Linked DNA regions of Homo sapiens: region 1 is linked to region 2. The links are chromatin loops, found by intact Hi-C in ENCODE. Cell type or tissue: right lobe of liver. All regions are shown on one strand. Each heading gives the region's core, and the rest is flanking DNA. Links, peaks and the distances in the headings are about the cores only.

The links. Peaks named below come from ENCODE experiments on the same cell type or tissue, not always from the same donor. Only the 100,000 strongest peaks of a DNase experiment are listed, where the experiment ranks them.
Region 1: a loop joins it to region 2, with 2.9 times the contacts of the local background. A loop is called at or near these places in 34 of 110 quality-filtered maps.

What each region holds. Positions count from the first base shown.
Region 1 is chr10:112,131,884-112,142,742 of GRCh38, forward strand. No RefSeq gene overlaps it. Among named protein-coding and RNA genes, the nearest start is that of GPAM, 46 kb to the right of the region's middle. RefSeq lists an enhancer at 8,148-8,647. In right lobe of liver, for the core only: CTCF peaks have their summits at 5,700 (motif pointing left) and 8,468 (motif pointing left); DNase peaks (open chromatin) are centred at 5,698, 8,478 and 8,918; H3K27ac peaks cover 1,409 bases.
Region 2 is chr10:112,309,156-112,320,014 of GRCh38, forward strand. It overlaps the pseudogene GUCY2GP. Among named protein-coding and RNA genes, the nearest start is that of MIR6715B, 15 kb to the left of the region's middle. RefSeq lists a silencer at 5,802-5,911. In right lobe of liver, for the core only: a CTCF peak has its summit at 5,900 (motif pointing left); DNase peaks (open chromatin) are centred at 1,556, 2,526, 3,996 and 5,896; H3K27ac peaks cover 3,646 bases.

The DNA.
Region 1 (10,859 bases), core at 1,213-9,212, 180 kb before region 2:
ATTTTCATTTATGTGTATGTTGGGTATATTTATTCAGCAGGTATTTATTAAACACCTACTATGTGCCAGATGTGGAATTAAGGGCTGGGGATACAGGACAGACAAGACAGATACATGCGCCCACAAAGAGACCACAATCTGGTAAGGAAGCATGCCTCACAATTTATTCAAAATTACTACTTGGAGTAAGTGCTATGAGGAAGTTAAAACCAGATAGATGTGACAGAGAAGCACAGGCAGATCTGGTTTTGATTACAGCAGGGTCAGAGAAGGAAAGGCCAGGCAAGGTCTCTCTGGGGAACTGGCATGTTGAGTGATCAGGAGGACAGATGAAACGTGAGGTGTGGACAGGGCACAGGCACAGGCAGCAGGGGAGAAGGACCGGCACATGCCAGGCCTGGCAGGTCATGTGAATGGTTTGGGATTTCATTCTAGGTACAATGTTTCAATGTTGAATGCTATTTATTAAGGGTTTTATTAGATTCCTAGGGCTGCCATAACAAAGTAGCACAAACTGAGGCTTAAGACAACAGAAATGTATTCTCCCACAGTCCCGGAGGGTGACAGTCTGAAATCAAGGTGTCGGCAGGGCTGTGCCCCCTCTGAAAGCTCCAGGGAAAAATTCCCTCGTGCTTCTTCCTAACTTCCAGCAGCTGCCCACAGTCCCTGGCACTCTTTGGCTTATAGCAGCACGATATGGTTTGGAGGTCTGTCCCCTCCAAATCACATGCTGAAATGTGATTCCTAATGGTGGAGGTGGGGCCTGGTGGGAAGTGATTGGATCAGGAGGGTGGATGCCTCATGAATGGTTTAGTAACATCCCCTTGGTGAGGAGTGAGCTCTTGCTCAGTGAGTTCATGCAGGATTTGGTTGTTTAAAAGAGTCTGGGACCTCCCCAATTCTCTCTCTCTCTCTCTTGCCCTCACTCTCACCAGGTGACCTGCCTGCTCCCGCTTCACATTCTGCCATGACTGGAAGCTTCCTGAGGCCCCTCACCAGAAGCAGATGCCAGCACTCAGGTTCCTGTCCCCCCTGCAGAACAGTGAGTCAATTAAACCTCCTTTCTCCATCAATTCCTCAGTTTCAGGTATTCCTTTACAGTCATGCAGTTGGACTAATGCATCACTCCAATCTCTGCCTGTCTTTGTGTGTCCTCTCCTCATCTTATAAGAACATCCGTCATTGGATTTAAAGCCCACCCTCATCCAGGATGACTTCAACTTACTTACAACTACAAGGACTCTTATTTCCAAATAAGGTCACATTCTGATGTTCTGGGAAGACATGAATTTGTGGGGGCGGGGAATCCCTATTCAACCTACTATAAGATTTTTGGCAGGGGATGGGTGTAATGAGATTAATGTTTCAAAAACAGGGTTCTGGTTGGACTGTGAGGAATGGATTCGAGTGAGGAAGAGAGGAAGCAGGAGTGAGACAGGACACTTGGAGGATGATGGGGGCCACGCTGGGCTGGGGGAGGTGGAGAGAAGGGATAGACTTGGAATCTGTTCTGGAGGTTGAAGGGACATGATAGGCCCTGGATGGATGTGAAGGGTAAAGGAGAGGGGTAAAGATCGCCACCCAGTTGCCTGGACACCATACATACTTTGAGAGCATGAGACAAGCCCCTTCTTCCCCCAGCACAGACGAAGTGCTCACTAAGCACCTGCACAGTGACGGATGGCTCAGGGCAAACATTTCCGGTGCCAGAGCAGGTATCTGAGTAGTGGGGCACATGGCCTCTTTCTCCACTTTGCAGCCAACTCCTCCAGACTCAGTCTCTGACTTGGACGGGGGCTTCCACCCAGCCAGAGAGGCAGAAGCTGACCTGTCCTCCCAGGTCCTCCCCCAGATCGCCTTCCTCTGTTTTCAGAGCACCCCTGGGGACCTCTGGTTGGCAGGTGGGTGAACGGTTGTTGTTGCCATTTCTGTGGCAACTTAGGTCCAATTTCATTCTGTCCATACCCTCTCCACTCTCCCACCACTGGAGTATTTCATAGTAAATCTCTGACATCATCTCATTTCATCCATAAGTATCTCAGCAGGCAGCTCTAAAGGATAATGACTCTTTAAAAAAAAAACATAATCACAATCCCATTATCACACCTAAACACATCAACAGTAATTCCAGTCAGTGTTCAATGATCAATTGCCTCAACTTTTTTTTTTTTTTACCAGTTGGTTTGTTCAACTCAGGATCCAAATAAAATACACACATCGCATGTAGTTTCATTTGACCTGCCCACCTCAGACCATAGGACCTTCAGGGTAGAAGCTCAAGTTTATGTCTAACTTCACTGGAGCAGAGCTGATATGTGGTAAGTCATTCATAAATCGGGGCTGAAAAACAGAAGGGAGAGGGAGGAGAATGCTGGATCCTCAGACCTGTTAAAGATCCTGACAGAAAAGACCCAAAGTCAAAATATGGGCAACAGAAGGAGGCAGCAGGAGGAAACTGAAGTGCAGACATTAAAAGAAATTCTGTCTGTGCTGAAGGCTTCTTTGAAGCTTTGACAAGGAGAAATACTTGCTCTTTGCTCCTTGCCTGCTCTTTGACAAGCAGCCTTGAAGCAGTTTTGTAACCTTAAGAGGAGCCTGTGACTACCAGAGAGTGGAAAGCAGTGGTTTCTGAGAAGTGGCCAAGGGAGAAGAGAAAAGCCCAAAGGCACATACACATGTGTGCACACACACACAGGCACACTGGCACACACACACACACACACACAGAGCTCAGCAGGCTGCCTGTGATCTGTGCTTCAACACACTGGCACTACAAAAACTCAAACCTGAATCTGCTCAAGCCTCCCGATTCAAGTTCTAGGTTACAGGAAATACGGGGGACAGAGGAACATGCTAAACAGGGCCCCAGGGATACAAACAGCAAATGTGAGGTATGGAAACCATAGAAGAGATGACCACATTGTGTAAACAATTACATTGTAAGGAAAGAAAGAGAGAGAAAAACTACAGTTCAAATGAAATTGCATGCAATGTGTGGATTTTATTTGGATCCTGAGTTGAACAAACCAACTGGTAAAAAAAAAAAAAGAAAAGAAAAGAAAATTGAGGCAATTGATCATTGAACACTGACTGGAATTACTGTTGATGTGTTTAGGTGTGATAATGAGATTGTGACTAGGTTTTTTTTTTAAAGAGTCATTATCCTTTAGAGCTGCCTGCTGAAATACTTACGGATGAAATGAGATGATGTCAGAGATTTACTATGAAATACTCCAGTAGTGGGAGAGTGGAGAGGGTATGGACAGAATGAAATTGGCCCTAAGTTGGCAAATGTTGAAGATGGATGTTGGGATCATGGTACTTTGTTGTTCTCTCCACTTTTGTACATGTTTGGAATTTTCCATGATGAACAGAAGTTTAAAAAAAAAAAAAAAACTCTACCGAGGGGACTCCCAGCTCCACCACTGACCGGCTGGGGCCCTCCCAACCATTCCTGGCTTCCCTGAGCCTCAGTGTCCCCACGGGTAGGGGCTCCTGCCTGCAGGGAGTAGTGTCTAGCAAGAACTCCATCCCTGTTCATTATTTCTGCTATTTGTTTATGAGTGTTTACTCTCTGTTTCTCTTGGGACAGTCTCAAAGGAGCATCAAATTAATTGATTATCCTCCAACAGGGCGCAGGTATTTTTTGCTTCTTCCAAGAAGCTTGCTTGATACCCAACTCGGCTGAAGTGGGCGTCTCCCCAGGATCATCCTGACACTCTGCAGGGGCATCCCCCATTAGACTGAGCTGTCCTCGGCACCTAGCATGCCGTAAGCACTCAGTAAGTACTATTTGACCAACCAAATGAATGAACTCTGCATCCCTGGCTTTTCAGGGTCCCACTTTGCTGAAAGAAGTCCAAAAGATACGATGCAGAAATCTGCCTTCTCAGCATTACTCTGTCTCTGCTTTGCTGTGTGGTCCTGAGCAAGAATCTCAACCTCTCTGAGCCTCTTAAGTCACTCTTCCTGATGGCCATGCTGTGACAGGAAATGGATGGAAATCTGACCATTGCCCATTGCCTCCCAGTTTCAGGTGAACCTGCCTTTGTAACACAACATTGCTTGGGGGTGAGGCCTGTACTGAAGGGAACTGCCCAAATGGCCAGCCCGAAGCAGCTCCCATGGCCTCAGCTTGAAAGGCACCACCACATCCAACCCACCCACCTCCCCTCTCTGCTAGATTCCCTCGTGGTCCACAGAGACTCTGCACAAAGTCCTCGGGCTCTCAACGACTTTCATCAATGAGACTCTCATTGTGATAAAAATCACTCACCGATGACATTTAAGAACAAATAGGTTAACATTTCAGACAAGCCCATAACACAACAAACCCCATGAGGGATCCTTTTCAGACAGGGGAATTGGCTGCTAGAAACCACCAAGTAAGCGACGTCTTCTGACTGCCAGAATTGCAGCTTTAACAGCTGGGAGAAGAAAACACAGCCTGCCAATGTGATTTTACCAATGGTCCAGCATGCCTATAACCCATGTAAGTATGGCTGAAAACCCACACAAGAACTTCGGGCAGCTCCATACCCAGGTGAGCAATATTCAGAGATTCTGGCGGTGACAATCACATGAACTGCAACTTATGCAGATTATGACACCTGCACCTGCAGCTGTGGAGACCTTCATGGATCCTGTGGGGCACACAGGCCCCCAGCAGCTCTGGGTCCTCGGCCCAGGACACAGAGGAAAGGCCCAGCCCAAGGCTGTGGCTGAACAGTGTCTGGACAGAAGAGCACAGCTGTTTGGGGGGATCTGATGGCCGGTCCCCCTGGATCCTCCAGAGAGCTTGGCAGGCGATACCACAGCTAAAGGCCAGAATGGAATAAGGAAAACATTTCCCCTCCGTTCCTTGGCCTAGAACAGCCTAGAGGAAAGGGCTTTGGGGGCCAGGAGCAGAGCCAGCTTCCTGGGTTGGTTTCCTAGTTCTAGAACACTGGCAGCCCAGGTGGCTACTGGGCCAAACCCTTGTTTAATGTGGCTCCTCTGTGCCTGTCTGAATGCTTCCCCAAGCTTCCAAGACCAGCTCATTGCCCTCTCCTTCCTCTTCCTCTCCTCCCTCCACACCCAGCATCCCCAGCCTCCCAGCTCTGCTCTGATCCCATTTTGCACACCAGCTGAGCCTTCTCACCCACTCACTGTTCCCGGGGCTCTACTCCCACACTGCATAGCAGCTGCCAGGGCCAATGCCCAGCATGCACACAGGTGCAGTGGATTTGAGGAGTACCTACTCAGTGCAGGGTCCAGTGAGGCCCTAAGGAAATAGAGAATAAACAAAATACGCAAAGACAAGCTCTCTTCTCCTAGCAAACTCTCCCTCCAGGGAGGAGGCCATAGGAACCGGAGGCTCCAGGGCAGGCAGACCTAGCTGCACATAGCAGCTCAGGAGTCCCTCTGGTGCTCATCACAGCTTCCTGAAGTCCCCACGTCTAGCTGGAGCTCCCACAACCAAGGGCTCATGCTGGCGAACATGGGGCCAGAGATGGATTGGGAGATACCCAAGGAAATGCAGCCCCATTGGAGCAGCAGAGGGGAGCAGGGAGCTCAGGGGATGCAAGGCAAGGGATTCCAGGTACACGGTGCTTCTGAGGCCCTGAGACGCCCCAAACCTCTTCCATTCTCAGCTGTCTTCCCAGCCAGGTCCCAAACCTCCAGGCTGCATTGCAGGGTGCTGGCGCCCTCTAGTGGAAAAAATGGCAGGTGCCCCCGGCTCCTTTACTGAGGAAGGAGGATTCAAGTTCCCAGGCAGGCACAAGCTCAGGGCAAGACTGTGCAGTGCAGGACACTTGCTTCCAGCCCCAGCATCCCTCCCCTTGTCCCTTCTCAGCATTTCCCCCTTCTTCCCACAGATCTCAGACACAAAGCCACGCATTCTCCCTCCCACTCTTCCCCAGTTTGCTTTGCCAATCTTATGTCTATCAATGTGTAAAATTTACACTGTAAATGAATAATAAGGGATAATATGGTGGGTTTTTTAGGTGCAGCTGGCACAGTCTCTGTTAGGAGTGAAGTTCCAACATGGTGATTTAGACATTAAAGAGGTATTTCTAGGCGGCACGCGAGGCACCGCTTTCCCCTTCTGAGAGGAAGTAGGCTTCTATACCATATGACTTGAAATCAGGAGCATTCCACTTTTCAAAGGCCAAGGTGTAACCAGTGGACCCTAAAGGGGAGTGAGGGAGATCCTGAGCTCACTGCCTAGGCAACATCTGAGAGGACCAAGCGGGCTTGGAGTCCCCTAGGCACAGCAATGGAGGGCGGGGGAGAAAAGCAATGACCCGCCCTCACCCTCACTCTGCAGCCACTGGAGGCATCCCTAGGTGCTCCCAAGACAGCAGGTGGCATGTGGCAAGAGAAGCCCATCCAGACCCATTGGCACCCATTTCTCCAACAATATCAAATCCCTATGCTTGTCAGAGAGGCCACTTCCCCATAGCCCAGGAAAAGCTTTTTAAGAGACACAACAGTGAATCAAGCACGGTTCCTGCCCTCGAGGAGTTGGGAGGCCATTCATCGAATGTCAGATCCAACTGCCAATCTCACACTACCCCTCCTGTGCTGTGCTGCACTAGGGCTGTCAAACACATCACACTTTACCTCCCAGACTGCACATGGCCTCAGGACCCCTCCCTCTCTGTGCTCTGGAGGCAGCTGTCCTCCACCCCACCCTAAGCCACTGGAGTTTACCTTGACAGTGTGCCCTATCCCTGTATGGTGGAGAGAGCCTGCTCACCGGTCTCCAGAATGCCCAAATCCACCCATTTCTCTGCGTCCCCACCCAAGCTACCAGCATCTCTTTCTGGACTATGGTTTCTTTTCCTCCCCTTCCACTCAGGACACTGTATACAGATCAGCGGAGGGAAAAAAATGCTCTTTAAAAAGCTTGAGTCTTCATTACCCCCCTTCAACAGCTTCCCTACCTGGCCCTCTGGCATCCCTCTCAGCTCAGATGCTGCCTTCAGCCTTGATATGGTTTGGCTGTGTCCCCACCCAAATCTTATCTTGAATTGTAGCTCCCATAATTACCATCTGTTGTGGGAGGGACCTGGTGGAAAATAACTGAATCATGGGGTCAGTTTCCCCCATACTGTTCTCGTGGTAGTGAATAAGTCTCACAAGATCTGAAGGTTTTATAAGGAGTTTCCTCTCTCGCTTGGCTCTCATTCTCTCTTGTCTGCCGCCATGTAAGATGTGCCTTTTGCCTTAATTGTGAGGCCTTCCCAGCCACGTGGAACTGTGAGTCCATTAAACCTCTTTTTCTTTAGAAGTTACCCAGTCTCAGGTATGTCTTTATCAGAGGCATGAAAACGGACTAATACAAGCCTTCTCTCAGCTTCTCCACCAGCCCAGTCTCTTCCCGCCTTAGGGTCCTCCTCACGCCATCCCCTCTGCCAGGGCAGCCCACTCCCACCCCACTAGCCCCTTGCCAACCTGGCTCTTTCTCAGTCTTGAGGCTTAGCTGAAACATCACCTTGCTCAGAGAAGCCTCGCCAGCTGGCACCCCACAACACACGACCACAGCACCCATGGGTTCCCCACACTGCCCTCGTGGTAGGCTGTGATTGTTTTCCTTACACTGTTTACCTTTAGCCCCATCTTGCCAGCTGGAATAGAAGCTCAAGGAGAGTTGAGATGTTGACTTCATTCACCATTGTATCCCTGGCATCTTGCCGCACATAGTAGGTGCTCAGCAAACATTAGAATGAAAGAATACATGAAAGGGCCCAGCACCATAGAAGCAATGCAATGAGGTTTCAGAGGAGGAAGCAATCACTTACAGGTTGGGGTGGAGAATAAGATTTGAACATGCAGAGGTGAGGAATAAGAAACTGCAGAAGCAAAGGCATGGGGTGGGGTGTGCCTGAGGAAGCACTGAGTGCAGTGAACAGGGAAGGCCAGGGAAAAGCAGGTGGTCTTGGAGGGCTCTGACAGTGATTGACGGAGGAGCAGAAAGGCTCAGGGAAGATGGGCTGCAAGGCAGAGGTGGGCAGAGAAACTGGAGAGAAGGCAATAAAATCAGCAGAGACAATTTGACAGAGAGTGACCAGAGCCTGGACCAGCACAGGGGACGGGCAGATGTGAAACCCAGGCAGAGGTGACAGGGCCTGTCTCCTGGCAGGGGACAGGCTGCCTCGGGTCCCCATCAATCCACATCCCTGTGCCTCTAGGCTGCAGACAGGAAACAGAGGCTAGATGGAGACCTTGGGATCCCTGAGCCATGCCCATTGCTGCCACTTTTACCCCACTTCCCACCCCATCTGCATTTCTGTCTCTCCTTTCCTTTCCTCCACTTGAAGGATCCATCCTGAGGTCTCATTTCTGGCCGTCAGTGATAAGCTGCAGTTGCTAAGAAGCACCCCAGGAGGCGTCCACCTGGTCCCAGGGTCTGGGCGGAGGCCACACCTTTTTTTCCAGTCCTGGGCCTGGTACCCCTTGATGAAATCTGACCGCCATCTAGTGGACAGAGTTGGAATGCGCAGTGTGGCCACACCCTGCACCCTGGTCCAGGCGGGGCCTGATGCAAGCAAATTGGCATCGGAAAATTCACGACCAACAAGAAGGCTGAGGAGGCTGGTGAACCCCAAACCACTAGTCCTGCATACGGATGCCCCTGCTGAAGTCCAGGTGAGGCTTAATGCAAGCAAATTAGCATCTGAAAATTCATGACCATTAGCAAGGCTGAAAAGGGTGGTGAACCCCAAAGCAGTAGCCCTGCACATGGATGCCCCTGTTTATGCGGTGGTTTCAATATGCTGGCCAAAGGAGCCAGTGGGCAGGGAGGGGTAGAAAAGCAGTGGCTCCTGCAGAAAGTGTGCAGACTCATCTGGAAAAGGGCAGGCCTCTTAGCAGAGCTAATGTGTATAAAGTGTTTACCATGTGCCACGCTGGTGCTAAATGCTTCATGCATGCTCATTACTTCATCTGATCTCCTATCAGGTGGAAATGACTAAGCAAAAAGCAGACACAAGGTTCATGTGGCTGGTAAGTGCAGAGCAGGGATTTGAACCCAGGAACCCTCAGCCAGATTCTGAATCATAAAGCTATAAACCCCTGGACAGCAGTCACATGCAAAGGCAGTTAAGACAGAAGGCATTTAGGTAGGAAGCTGCCCCCAGACCATGCACCAGACTCTAGCTGCTCGAAACTCTCGTCTGTTGGTAGTTCAGAGCTCTGTACTGGAAGAAGGCTGTGAAAATGGACTTGCCCATGACCTTCCAGGTTGTGGCTTTCTATTATCCTGAGGCCCCTGACATGAGATTGGCCCACCCATCACACTCAACAGCAGTGTGTGCCTCCCTGCTTCAAATACTTATAGCCCCTTTACCCTGGAACGGGTGGGTTTAATTCCTAAGGCAGACACATGGGTCCTGGGAAGCGGGCTTTACTTTTTTTTGGTAAAGTCCCACATTCTAGAGCATTACCTTCCTTCTCCTTCCCCTCATCTCGAAACCCATATCATGAAATCCAGACATCCAGGAAGGAAATCAAGGTCAAGGAAACTTCAGGTTCAGTGGGAAGAGTTGGAGTTTGAGTGCCCACTCACGAAGCTTCCCCTAAGAGCTTGAGGAGTTTCCCAAGACACACTCATTGTGCTTCTCCATCTGTAAAATGGGAAGTGGCTAGTCGTGCCTGTAAAGCTGTTAGCCCAATGACTGGCAATTAGTTCTTGCTCAATACGTATTACTTTACCTTTACCCTGAAAAAAAAAAAAAACAAATTGTCTGTCTGCTTTCTTTTTTTCCGTTTTAAATAAAGATAGGCATTTGGAGACATTTCACTCTATTTTGGAAAAAAGAAAAGTGTACGTCCAATAATTAACAACCCCTCACCCTTGGTCTGAGAACCAACTGGGTAGGGGGAGTGTGGCACATGAAAAGACACATGCCCCATCCAAATGCTCTCTGTTCACTAGCAACCCCTTACTCCATGCTGCGGCACAGACCCAGGGCCGCCAGGTCTTCTGACAGATTTAACAAAAGCTACAATTTTACAGAAAAATGTTCTGACATCTGAAGCATCGACCTCATTTCTTTGAAAATTTAAAGTTATCAAAGTAGCTTTAAATAACTAAAGCTACTTTAATTATTTACAGTAGCTTTAGTGATGTGATGTGATGGGTGGGCCATCTGTCTGGAGCCCACAGGTCACCACTATGTGTGGCCACACACAGGCCTCGCATATTATCACTTAAGAGTTTTGTTAAGTTTCACTGCTGGGGCCAGGCACAATGGCTCACACCTGTAATCCCAGCACTTTGGGAGCTGAGGCAGTCATATCACTTGAGGTCAGGAGTTCGAGACCAGCCTGGCCAACATGAGGAAACCCCATCTCTACTAAAAATACAAAAATTGGTCGGGCATGGTGGCGCTCACCTGTACTCCCAGCTACTCGGGAGGCTGAGGCAGGAGAATCACTTGAACCCAGGAGGCGGAGTTTGCAGTGAGATGAGATTGCACCACTGCACTCCAGCCTGAGCGACAGAGTGAGATTCTGCCTCAAAGAAACAAAAAGCAGAAAACAAAACCGTCTGGTGAACTGTTGAAGGGATTCCTGTCCCCACTCTCTGGTTCTTGCCCTTCCTTCAAGGCTCAATTAAAAACTAACTCTGATATGAGACCTCCCTCAATCACCATCCAAATCTCCAACTACAATATTGTTAGGTAACTTTTCTTGGATAAAGTCCTGTGTCCCCTGAGAGCCAGAGGGCTGCCCCAGGTGAGGCCATGGTTGGCCCTTTGTATCTTCTGCCTTCTCTAGGCTCTGTGAATGTGGGTTGATGATGGTAATAACCCTCCCCGAATACTTCCCACCCTGAATCCTAATCTCTCTAAGCACAGTTGATCATCTTT
Region 2 (10,859 bases), core at 1,133-9,132:
TCTCTATCAGAGACCCAAACAGGGCAGGCAGGGCATGGTTGGCCTGGTCTTACCTTGACTGGAATGGTGCCTCTCTTTAGCAAATCGTACCCTCCCAATGCCACCAGGGTGCTTGCAGTGCTCTGAGAGACATGAATCCGGAGAGCTGCCATAAACCAGTCACTGCTTAGTTATCAACTTATCAGTGGAGTGTCAGTGGGGTAGGGGCTGCTTTGGAGAGGGAACCTACACTGCTTGAATTCTCTGATCACCAGGACTTTTCATTAAGCAAATCACAGACGACTTCTCTGAAGTCTGGGACTCTTAGGTTGGGATTCTCAACCATTCTGACATTGCTCAATCATTGTTGAGTCCTGCTCAAAACCTTAGTGCATTCAGTTTGGAAACAGAAGGCAGAACTGATTCAGCATACAAGGTAATCCCCATGGAGGGCAGTTCACTGGGCTCCTCAGCTGGGACATTTTACTGAAAATGTTGTTTGTAACCAGAAATGCAATTAGAATCAGGTCTAGATCCTTTATAAGCAGCTCTAGCTTCAAAGTTTATCCTAAAAACCTTTACTTACAAGATAAGAGAGAGGTTTAAAATTCTTGTTTGAATGCTGGGCATGGTAGCTCACGCCTGTAATCTGAGCACTTTGGGAGGCCAAGGCGGGTGGATCATGTGATGTCAGGAGTTCGGGACTAGCCTGGCCAACATGGTGAAACCCCGTCTCTACTAAAAATACAAAAATTATCCAGGCGTGGTGGCAGATGCCTGTAACCCCAGCTACTGGGGAGGCTGAACCCGGGAGGCGGAGGTTGCAGTGAGCCGAGAGCATGCCATTGCACTCCAGCCTGGGCAACAAGAGCAAAACTCCATCTCAAAAAAAAAAAAAATTCTTGTTTGAGACTCGGTTAACTTAAACAATGAATGTGTTTTTATATAATGTGGAAAATTTACAATATAAAACAATGTTAATCATCTAAGCCTTTTTGAAACTGACATCACTGAGTAATTCTTTTTTACATGTCTCATCTGACAAATGGCATACGAGTGCCTGGGAATGGTAATGCAATAAAATTACTATAAAGCAAAAGAATGTAATATTCCCTGGAGGTCCTGGCTATAGATTTCTTCTGTACCACCAAGAATATACTCTACCTCGGAGAAGGGCAGATTATCACCTATGGGCCAAATCCAGTCCACTACTTGTGTTTGCAAATAAAGCTTTATTGGAACATGGCCATGCCTGTTGATTGACATATTGTCTATTGCTGCTTTTGAGCTACAACAGCACTTAAGTAGTTGCAACAAAGATTCTATGGCCCCTGAAGCCTGAAATATTTACTGTCTGGCCCTGTATAGAAAAGGTTTTCCGGGCCAGGCACAGTGCTTCATGCCAGCTAATCCCAGCACTTTGGGAGGCCGAAGTGGGTGGATCGCTTGAGGTCAGGAGTTCAAGACCAGCCTGACCAACATGGTGAAACCCAGTCTCTACTAAACACACACACACACACACACACACACACACACACACACACACACACACACACATTAGCCGGGCGTGGTGGCGCATGCCTGTAATCCCAGCTACTCAGAAGGCTGAGGCAGGAGAATCGCTTGAACCCAGGAGGCAGAGGTCACAATGACCTAAGATCACACCACTGCACTCCAGCCTGGGTGACACAGTGAGACTCCATCTCAAAAAAAAGAAAAAGCTTTCCAACTCCTGCTCTTCATTTAAGTGATTATATGTGCCTGTGATTGCTTAGGACTGAAAGTCATAGAAAAAAGGAGGCTGCGTGTATTTGCATGGTTCTAACAAGAGCAGAGTGCAAAACCCTGTCTATAAAGCATGTGATCAGTGTTGCCTGAAGTGGATAATGATCTTAACCTCCAGATGGAAAACAGTAGGCAAAAAGCAAATGCATCTTCTAAAAGTATCCCCTGGTTAAAGCTAGGGGCCTGGAGGGAGATAACAATATTGTGTTTACAAAGTGTTGTCAGTGATACCCACGTGAACTGCTGCTCTCCATTCTGGATGCCATGTTGACAGTGTCTCCAAATAGACAGTATCTGGACATGGTAATCCCCAGCACACCAGCCACCACAGGACCTAAAGAATGAAGAACCAAAGGCCATAACCGCTCTGCATTGCCCGAGGCTGGACTCGACGATACGCATCAGATGAACAAATGTAGTGATGCACCCTCTTGGGGCAAATTGGCAATAGGTTTTAGGGTTTACAGAAAGGAAACCGACAGAACCCACAAACACCTGCTGGAAAGCGACATCATCATTAAATGACCATGTCACTCACGAACTAGAGCTGTGAACAATGCCAATAGTGGTACAAACATGGGAGCAATTCATTCTGACTGAGGATCGGGTTTTATCTTTGTTGAGCCTTGGAAGATAGGTAGCATAACTGGCTACAAAATTTGCTGGAACAAGTGCAGAGTGAAAACACAGGACACTCTGTGCAAAAATGATTAAGAATTTCCAGACAGTGACAGAAAGAGCGTGAAACCAAGCATGCATCACTTCTGCACAGATCACATGCCCATGAGTTAGCAAACACAGAGCATATCAAAGGGCATTTGATGCTAAGGCATGGAAGAAAATTAGCCCTGTAGAACCCATCCTGGGTTTTGGTCTCTTCCTTTTTTTTTTTTTTTTTTTGAAAGAGTTTTGCTTTGTTGCCCAGGCTGGAGGCAGTGGCACGATGTCAGCTCACTGCAACCTCTGCCTTTCAGGTTCAAGCAATTCTCACGCCTCAGCCTCCTGAGTAGCTGAGATTATAGGTGCCTGCCACCACACCCAGCTGGTTTTCTGTATTTTAGTACAGACAGGGTTTCACCATGTTGCCCAGGTTGGTCTCAAACTCCTGAGCTCAGGCAATCCACCCATCTCGGCCTCCCAAATTGCTAGGATTACAGGCGTGAGCCACTGTGCCCAGTCCTTACTTTTGGTTGAATACATTGAAGCCATTGTGTGTCCTTGTTGTTACCAAGCAACCTAGCTAAATAGAAATACACATGCAGAGACAATTCAAACTTTTATTTCCCCTAAAGATGTTACTGTTCAATGTCCAGGTTCCTAAAAGCCCTGGACCTAGGAGTGGAACCCGGAACTACCTGCTGCCATCCCTGGACCATCAGGCCATCAGTTTTGTCTACCTGTGTAGAGGCCAATACGAAGCTGGAGCTTCTCCTGGGGCATGTGCCCAATTTGGAAGCAGATGGTGGCACTGAGGAAGTGCAGGGACATGGTGGCAATCTCAGCCACATGCTGGCTTCCATTGTGGTAGGGAGTCCACTAGCCACCATGTATGCATCTCCAATGGTCTCAACCTGAAAACAAAGTGACAGAGTGACCTTTGTTTTCCATGAGGGAGGCCAAGGGTTGGGGTGGGGTCAGAGATTAAGGCCCCTCATTTGTCCCCAACCTTGAGGCCCCATGTTTGGACGCGTCACACTCCCTGACCTCCACCCCATGCAAGTTCCAGCATTTCTTCAGTTCCTGCCCTTGTCATGGCTCTTCCACAAAGCCCCCCTCACCCTCCTTCCCTGAGCCTCCCTCCCCACAGTCACTGTTTCCTCCTCTGAAATCCAATAGTAGCGGTGACTATATTTCCCCAGCCCAAATTCAGAACCAGTGAGACAGGGAGCAGTATGCTCCTAGAGTCAACCTTGAAGGGTGAGGTGGATCCGTCAAGCAGAGACCATCTCACCCAATATTATATATATATACACATTATATATATATAATGTATGTATCTGCCTGTCTGTCCTCTTCCCCCTCCATCCTCCTAATAAAATCAGCTTTCAGATCTGTCATTCACAATAGAGAAATAAATGACAAGTAGAAGCTTAAAGTTACAGCCCTTTCCAGATACATTTGCATTTTAGCAGAATCCAAAGATGATGTGGTAAAGGCTGAATTTCAGGCATTAGCCAGACAGTAAGAACACCTCTGTCCTGGTGACCCTGAAATTACGCAAAGTCAACTATTCGACAAGCCTCACCTGCTTCCGGGTTTCCTCTCCCCACCGTGGTAACGTCCTTTAGAAATACAAACTAAGTTTTAATATGAGCTCAAGCAAAACACAACTGAGAAGGTAATACTAAGAGGAAAATCCCAGAAGATATCCTCCTAAGCAGGGCAGGTTCTGATTTTGTTGGGTGTGTGTGATCTACTCTTAAAGGTTATCTATACCATCCTTTCTTTCACCCTTGAACAGAGGCATCATTTGTGGGGAACACTGGGAGATAAACATTGAAGACGTGTCACTGTGTCACTGAGATATGTGACCATATGACCACACTGTCCCCCAAATCTCGCTATCCCCAGGTCCACAGGCAGAGACAGGGCCCTGGGATTGTGGTCAGTGCTGGTGCACTTGTGGCTGCCCACCAGGCATGTATGAGCACAGGCACACGGTACTGTCCCTAGAGTCATGGGCTGACCCCTTCTAAAGAGTCAGAACACACAGAAAGCAGCCCTCATCACCACCACCACCCGGCAGTCATGAAGAGCCAAAACATTTCTGTTTTCCCCATCAAAAATGGTTTTCACTCCAGGTGACCGTGTCCTTCTATCTCCCACAGTAGCACCCGGCAGGGAATTGTTGCTGCCCCGCTTTTAGTCACAAGTCTGATAGTCTAAAAGTGGGAATCTTTCTTCACTCTTAATTGCTAAGGATCAGGACAACAGAGGTGAGACCCACACAAGATCCAAGGACAACCTTTGAAGGACAGTAAACAGGAGCCTCTCTGCCTCTGAAGGAAATGTATTTAGGAAAGACGGGAAGGAATTAGCCAGTGGAAGGTCAATGCCTCTTTTTAAAAAGTGTTTACTGTGAGATAAAATAATGGAAGGAAACAGAGGAAACTGGTGAGTTTTGACAAGCACATACATCTGTGACTAATCAAGACCTTTTCCAAGAAAACAAACAGAAATAAAATATTGAGTTTCTGCCGTGAAGTGACATAGACTGAAATGGAGCTTCCTCCTGGCTGATGTCTGGAATCAGTTCCATTCTCCATCATGCCCCGGAGACAGCCTGCAAGGAGCACACGTGATCGCACAGTCAGGATGAGGCATCTCACCTTATAAACATCATAAGTTGTGATGATGTGATCGAATAAACTGTACACGTCATTGAGGAGCTTGACGACTTGCAAAGGGGAGCTGAGAGAACACAGCTTTGTGAATCCAACAATATCAGATAAAAAGATTGTCACAGATTCGAAATGTTCTGGTTCCACGGACCTTCCGGCTAGTAGTTGTTCTCCAGTGAAGCTGAAACCAGAGAAACGGATCATTTTTGAATGGGATCTTATTCATCTCATCTCCTACAGACTCCTGCAAAGTTGTCCTCATTGGTCCTTTTGCTTCAATGGCTAAGCTTTTGGTTAACAAAATTCATTTTCTAGAGGAATTCTTTTAACATCCACTTCTCCAGTTGCATTCTCTCTAAAGAGATATTTTAATTGACGTGTATAAATTGTGGGGGAGTAGGAGAGAGGGTCACATAATGCCTTTACAAAAAGGATTTTCTTTATGTATATTGGTTATAGAGTTAGGGTGTAAAGACTCTGCAGTTGTGGAAGGGAATATAATCATTCACCAATCCACAAATCAATTTCATTTCAGTCAACCAATCTCATTAAAAATCCCTGCCCCCACTTCTTTGGTCTAGACATGCAAGAAGCGCACGGGAATTTTAACAGCAAATACTTCTGCCAAGTGTTGAGAGAGTGAACATATAGAAACAGAACCAAAAATGAAGCAATATTTGAATGTGAAGCCACAGGTACATATTAAACTGTGTGGAGGTTTTGGACCTACAATCAAATACAGGGGAGGTAGCAATTAGTCGGACTCGTGAAACGAGGGCGCCATCTAGTGGCTACTCTCCTGTTGCTGCATCCACCACCCTCCACGTAAAAGACCGACTACAGCCTCTATTTCTATGGATTCAGGAGAGTTTGCCTCTATCTCCCTTTACAGGTGTACCAAACTGCACAAAAAAAAATGCCTGACCCCTTTTAGAAGAACCTGACATTCTCTTAGAAAAATAATCATGGAAATAATCCCCCCTATGTGGGGCTGCTAGATGGTGATGCCGCAGCTTCAAGGCCCCAGTGCTTCCGAATACCTGGGCACTTTGGTGGACAGAAGCTTCTCCACCTTCCTCTTCTCTGCAGTCAGCTGGCTGGTCCTCTCTTGCACCACTTCCTCCAGGTAATTGGCATACACTTCCAGCTTGCTCATCACACTGGCCAGTATGCTCACATGACTTTAAAAGAAACCAGACATTGATGTTTTCTCCCAAGACCCTTAGGGCCTCAGTGGAACAGAGCTTCCAGCTACACATTCCAGGAAAATATTGCTTGCCTTTCAGGTGTCCTAGTTAAGGGTTGCCAACGGACATCGGGGAAGTGACAATGGCATTGCAGCCGCGTGACAGGACAGAGCCTGCCTTTCATCAGCCCTCTAAGCTGCCTCCTTCATTTCTCTGAGCCTCACTTTACTCATTTGGAAAATGAAGATAATCACGCGTACCTCATGTACATACGATCACGTTGTTGTTCTGAGGATGTAGGGAGATAACATGCATAAAGTGTCTAGGGTCACGTCCAGGGCCACAGGCACTCAACAAATGGTGGCCTTCAATGGCCCATTCCCCACCTCCCAACAGACATTGAGAATGCAGATTTCAGGATGGGTCATTCCTTTCTTTTCAGACGGTCTAATGTAAGGGCACTTCTAGATTCTATTAGTCCTTTGTTTTCGAAGCGTCTTCAGAGAACTCATTTAAATTCCTCATCTTCAGATGAGGAGACCTAGACTCACATAGGAAAATAGATTTGTCATAACATTGAGGTCCATATTTTCTAAGTAAAAAATATGGGGATGTATCTTAAGCTTACTTAAGAGGTATCTTTAGGTTAATTACCTTGATTTAATCATTCTACACAGTATACGTATTCCGAAACATCACATGGTATACCATAAATATAAACAATGTTTCACTTGTTAATTTTAATTTTAATTTTATTTTATTTTACATTTTTGAGATGGCGTCTTGCTCTGTCACCCAGGCTGGAGTACAGTGCTGCAATCTCAGCTCACAGCAACCTCCACCACCCAGGTTCAAGCGATTCTCCTGTCTCAGCCTCCTGAGTAGCTGGGGTTATAAGTGTGTGCCATCACGCCCAGCTAATTTTTGTATTTTTAGTAGAGATGGGGTTTCACCATGTTGGTCAGCCTGGTCTCAATCTCCTGATCTCAGGTGATCCACCTGCCACGGCGTCCCAAAGTGCTGGGATTATAGGCTTGAGCCACCACACCCAGCCTCATTTGTTAATTTTAAAAATCATTTAAAAATGATTTTTAAAATTTAAAAACTATTACGAGCTTGGAAATGCAGAACCCAGGGCTATTGTGTTAAGAATGCATAGCTGAGGCCAGATACGGTGGCTCTTGCCTGTAATCCCAGCACTTTGGGAGCCCAAGGCAGGCAGATCACCTGAGGTCAGGAGTCTGAGACCAGCCTGGCCAGCATAGCGAAACCCTGTCTCTACTAAAAATACAAAAATTAGCCAGGCATGGTGGCACACACCTGCAGTCCTAGCTGCTCAGGAGGCTGAAGCATGAGAATCACTTGAAGCCGGGAGGCAGAAATTGCAGTGAGCCAAGATCATGCCACTGCACTCCAGCCTGTGCAACAGAGCCAGACCCTGACTCCAAAAAATGTTTTGTTTTGTTTTTTTAAATAATGCATAGCTGAAGGTCCAAATTAAGAGTAGACACCTGATTCCTAGCCTGGGGCTCTTTCTACCAACTCAAGCTACCTCTAACATGGGCATGTCTTCCTAAATTCATGTACTAAAAGATGATACAATTATCTGGTGTAAAGGAAGCTACTATTGAGAAAGTTGTTGGAGAGGAATGCGTAATTTAAGTCATAACCTACTCTATGGGTGGTGAGTAATTTTTATCCCACAGTCCAGTCCAAATTGATTAGCCTAACCCTTGGAATGCTGATTTGAAAAAGACTCTGAAGCCATGTCAAAACTCCCTGGAAACAAGGGCCTTAATTGATTAGTGACACCTGAGATAGACAAAGAAGGCAGTAGAATTATTAATATCTGATCCATTTTTGTGGCATTTATGAAATAAAGGAAAAATTTCTCACTCCACTGTAACCAGCATGTAGTACAGTGTTTTGTGTATGGTAAGCACTGAGTGAGTGTATGAGGAAGGAAGAAAGGAAGGAAGGAAGGGAGGAAGGGAGGAATGGAGGAAGGGAGGAGGGAGGAAGGGAATGAGTCACATAGAACCAATCACGGCCATATAGATTTAATTTTGTTTTGTTTTGTTTTTTAGAAACAGGGTCTCGTTCTGTCACCCAGGCTGGAGTGCAGTGGCACAATCATAGCTCACTGCAGCCTTGACCTCCAGGGCTCAAGCAATTCTCAGCCCCCCTAAGAAACTCAAACTACAGGCTCACACCACCACGCCTGGCTAATTTTTTATTTTATTTTATTTTTTATAGATACAGAAACTCACCATGTTGCCCAGGCTGGTCTTGAACTCCCGGCCTCAAGGGATCCTCCTGCCTTAGCCTCCTAAATCACTGGGATTACATGCATGAGCCACCATGCCCAGCAGCTCTAAAATCCTAATGGTTAACTGAGTGAGAGCAAATATCTGTTGCACATCTAACTCACCCTCTGGGACTGGCCTCTCGTAAAGTTTTCTTGATGGAAGAGAAACTGGGTCTTTTCTCCAGAGATTCATCCCAACACACCCTCACCATGGCCACGATCTTTTCATTGCCCTTCTCCTCGGGCAGGGAAGGTTGCAGTGGGACTGCTGCTGCAGGGTCTTTGATTTGGTTGATGATTTCTGAAATTCATGTTGGGTTTAGACAGCCAAACATCAGAACTTTGTGCCACTTACTACACTTCATTTTCAATAGTAATTGTGCTCTTATATTTGTAAACTGAGTTTTTAAATAAATAGAACAGATTAGAATTCCAAAGTAATCTGGATATTTTAATAGGAATACTCTGAGAATCTGCCTGGAAAATGAACAATTCTAATGAAAAACATATAAACAAACATCCTCCTAATTAATTTGTTTTCAAATCAAGATTTTTTAAAATAGAACTTTGCTTGAGGAGAAGCATATCTCTATATGATTTCAGGAATGTATAGGCATTTCGTGTTGGAAACCCCCAAAGCGCGCTTCATGCAATTTTGTTAAATTTTCTGTAATATGTCGCAGAAATGCTATTTTAACACGTAATAAATGTTACCATCATGTCCTGCCTCTCTGTCCGATTTTCTAAACCTAATTTTTCCCACTTCTTCACTGGCTCCTACTGACATTTATTAAACATTCTGCTTAACCAGATGTTGTCAAGAAAATAATATTTTGAGAACAATGTATACATGTTTTGGCATAAAAATAAAAATACTGTGTGTGCAACAACATGGATAAGTCTTACATGCATTATTACTAAGTTAGAGAAACCAGTCAGAAAAGGCTGTGTACTGTATGATTCTATTTACATGGCACCCCAGAAGCAACAACACGCAAGCAGCAGTGGGCATATCTAGCATCATTTCTTTCTTTCTTTCTTTTTTCTTTTCTTTTTTTTTTCTTTTTTTTTTTTTTTTTTTTGAGATAGACTCTGGCCCTGTTGCCCAGGCTGGAGTGCAGTGGTGTGATCTCCGCTTACTGCAACCTCCGCCTCCTGGGTTCAAGCGACTCTTCTGCCTTAGGTTCCCCAGTAGCTGGAACTACAGGCATGCGCCACCACGCCCAGCTAATTTTTGTACTTTTAGTGGAGATGGGGTTTCACCATGTTGGCCAGGATGGTCTCGATCTCTTGACCTCGTTATCTGCTTACTTTCTAATACCTTTCTCCAACAAAAGAAGTCATGGCTTCTTGGAGAATTGACTGCATCTAGCACTGGGGCAGGAGATATGCAAAATGAGACTTTCTTGTCTTCCCAGAAATTAAGGAAATATACATTCTAGAAAAGACAAAATTTTAGAGACAGAAAACAGATCAGTGTTTTCCAAGAGTTTGAGGAGCAGAGAGCGTTGACTAGGTGAAGTGCAGGGGATAATTTTAGGATGAGGAAACTTTTCTGTAGGATACTATAGTGGTGGATAGATGACACTATGTATTTACCAAAACCCATAGAGCTTAATAGCACAAAAGTAAGCCATAAGGAAAGCAAACTTTAAAAAATACCAATTGGGAAATTAGGCAACCCCAAGATAGAATGCAAACAGCGATAAAAGAATCTAACAGTGTTACAAATATATGGCATAACCTTACTGAATGGGATGAGTGAGAAAGAATGCTGACCTACATCGCTTGTGAAATCACTAGAAACTTTCTAAGACTAAAGGCAAAAGGAACTATTCATAATCATCGTACTCTAGTTGGTAAAACTGTTTCTCATGGGGATGCAGATTAACAAGTCTAAAATCACCGAACACACACATAGGGATCGAACAAAGTACATGGATGGTGGATGGTGGGAGCCAGTATCTCAATGTTGGAATTTACAGAAAAGTAATGGGGAAGACTGCAATGAACCGTGATGGCGATGAGTTAGATTTGGAGACGTCAATGGGAACTCATGTTTAGTTTAATGTAGATGCAGATATATGTGTATGGGTGCATGTGTAGTTATAGAGATATGTATACATACGGGTTAGTATGCACACGCATTTCCCTACTCTGTCCACTGAGAAGGCCCATAAGCAACAACACTCCGGTAGCAATGAGCGTATCTAGTGTCAGCTCTAACTTTCTAATACCTTTCTCCAACAAAAGCAGCCA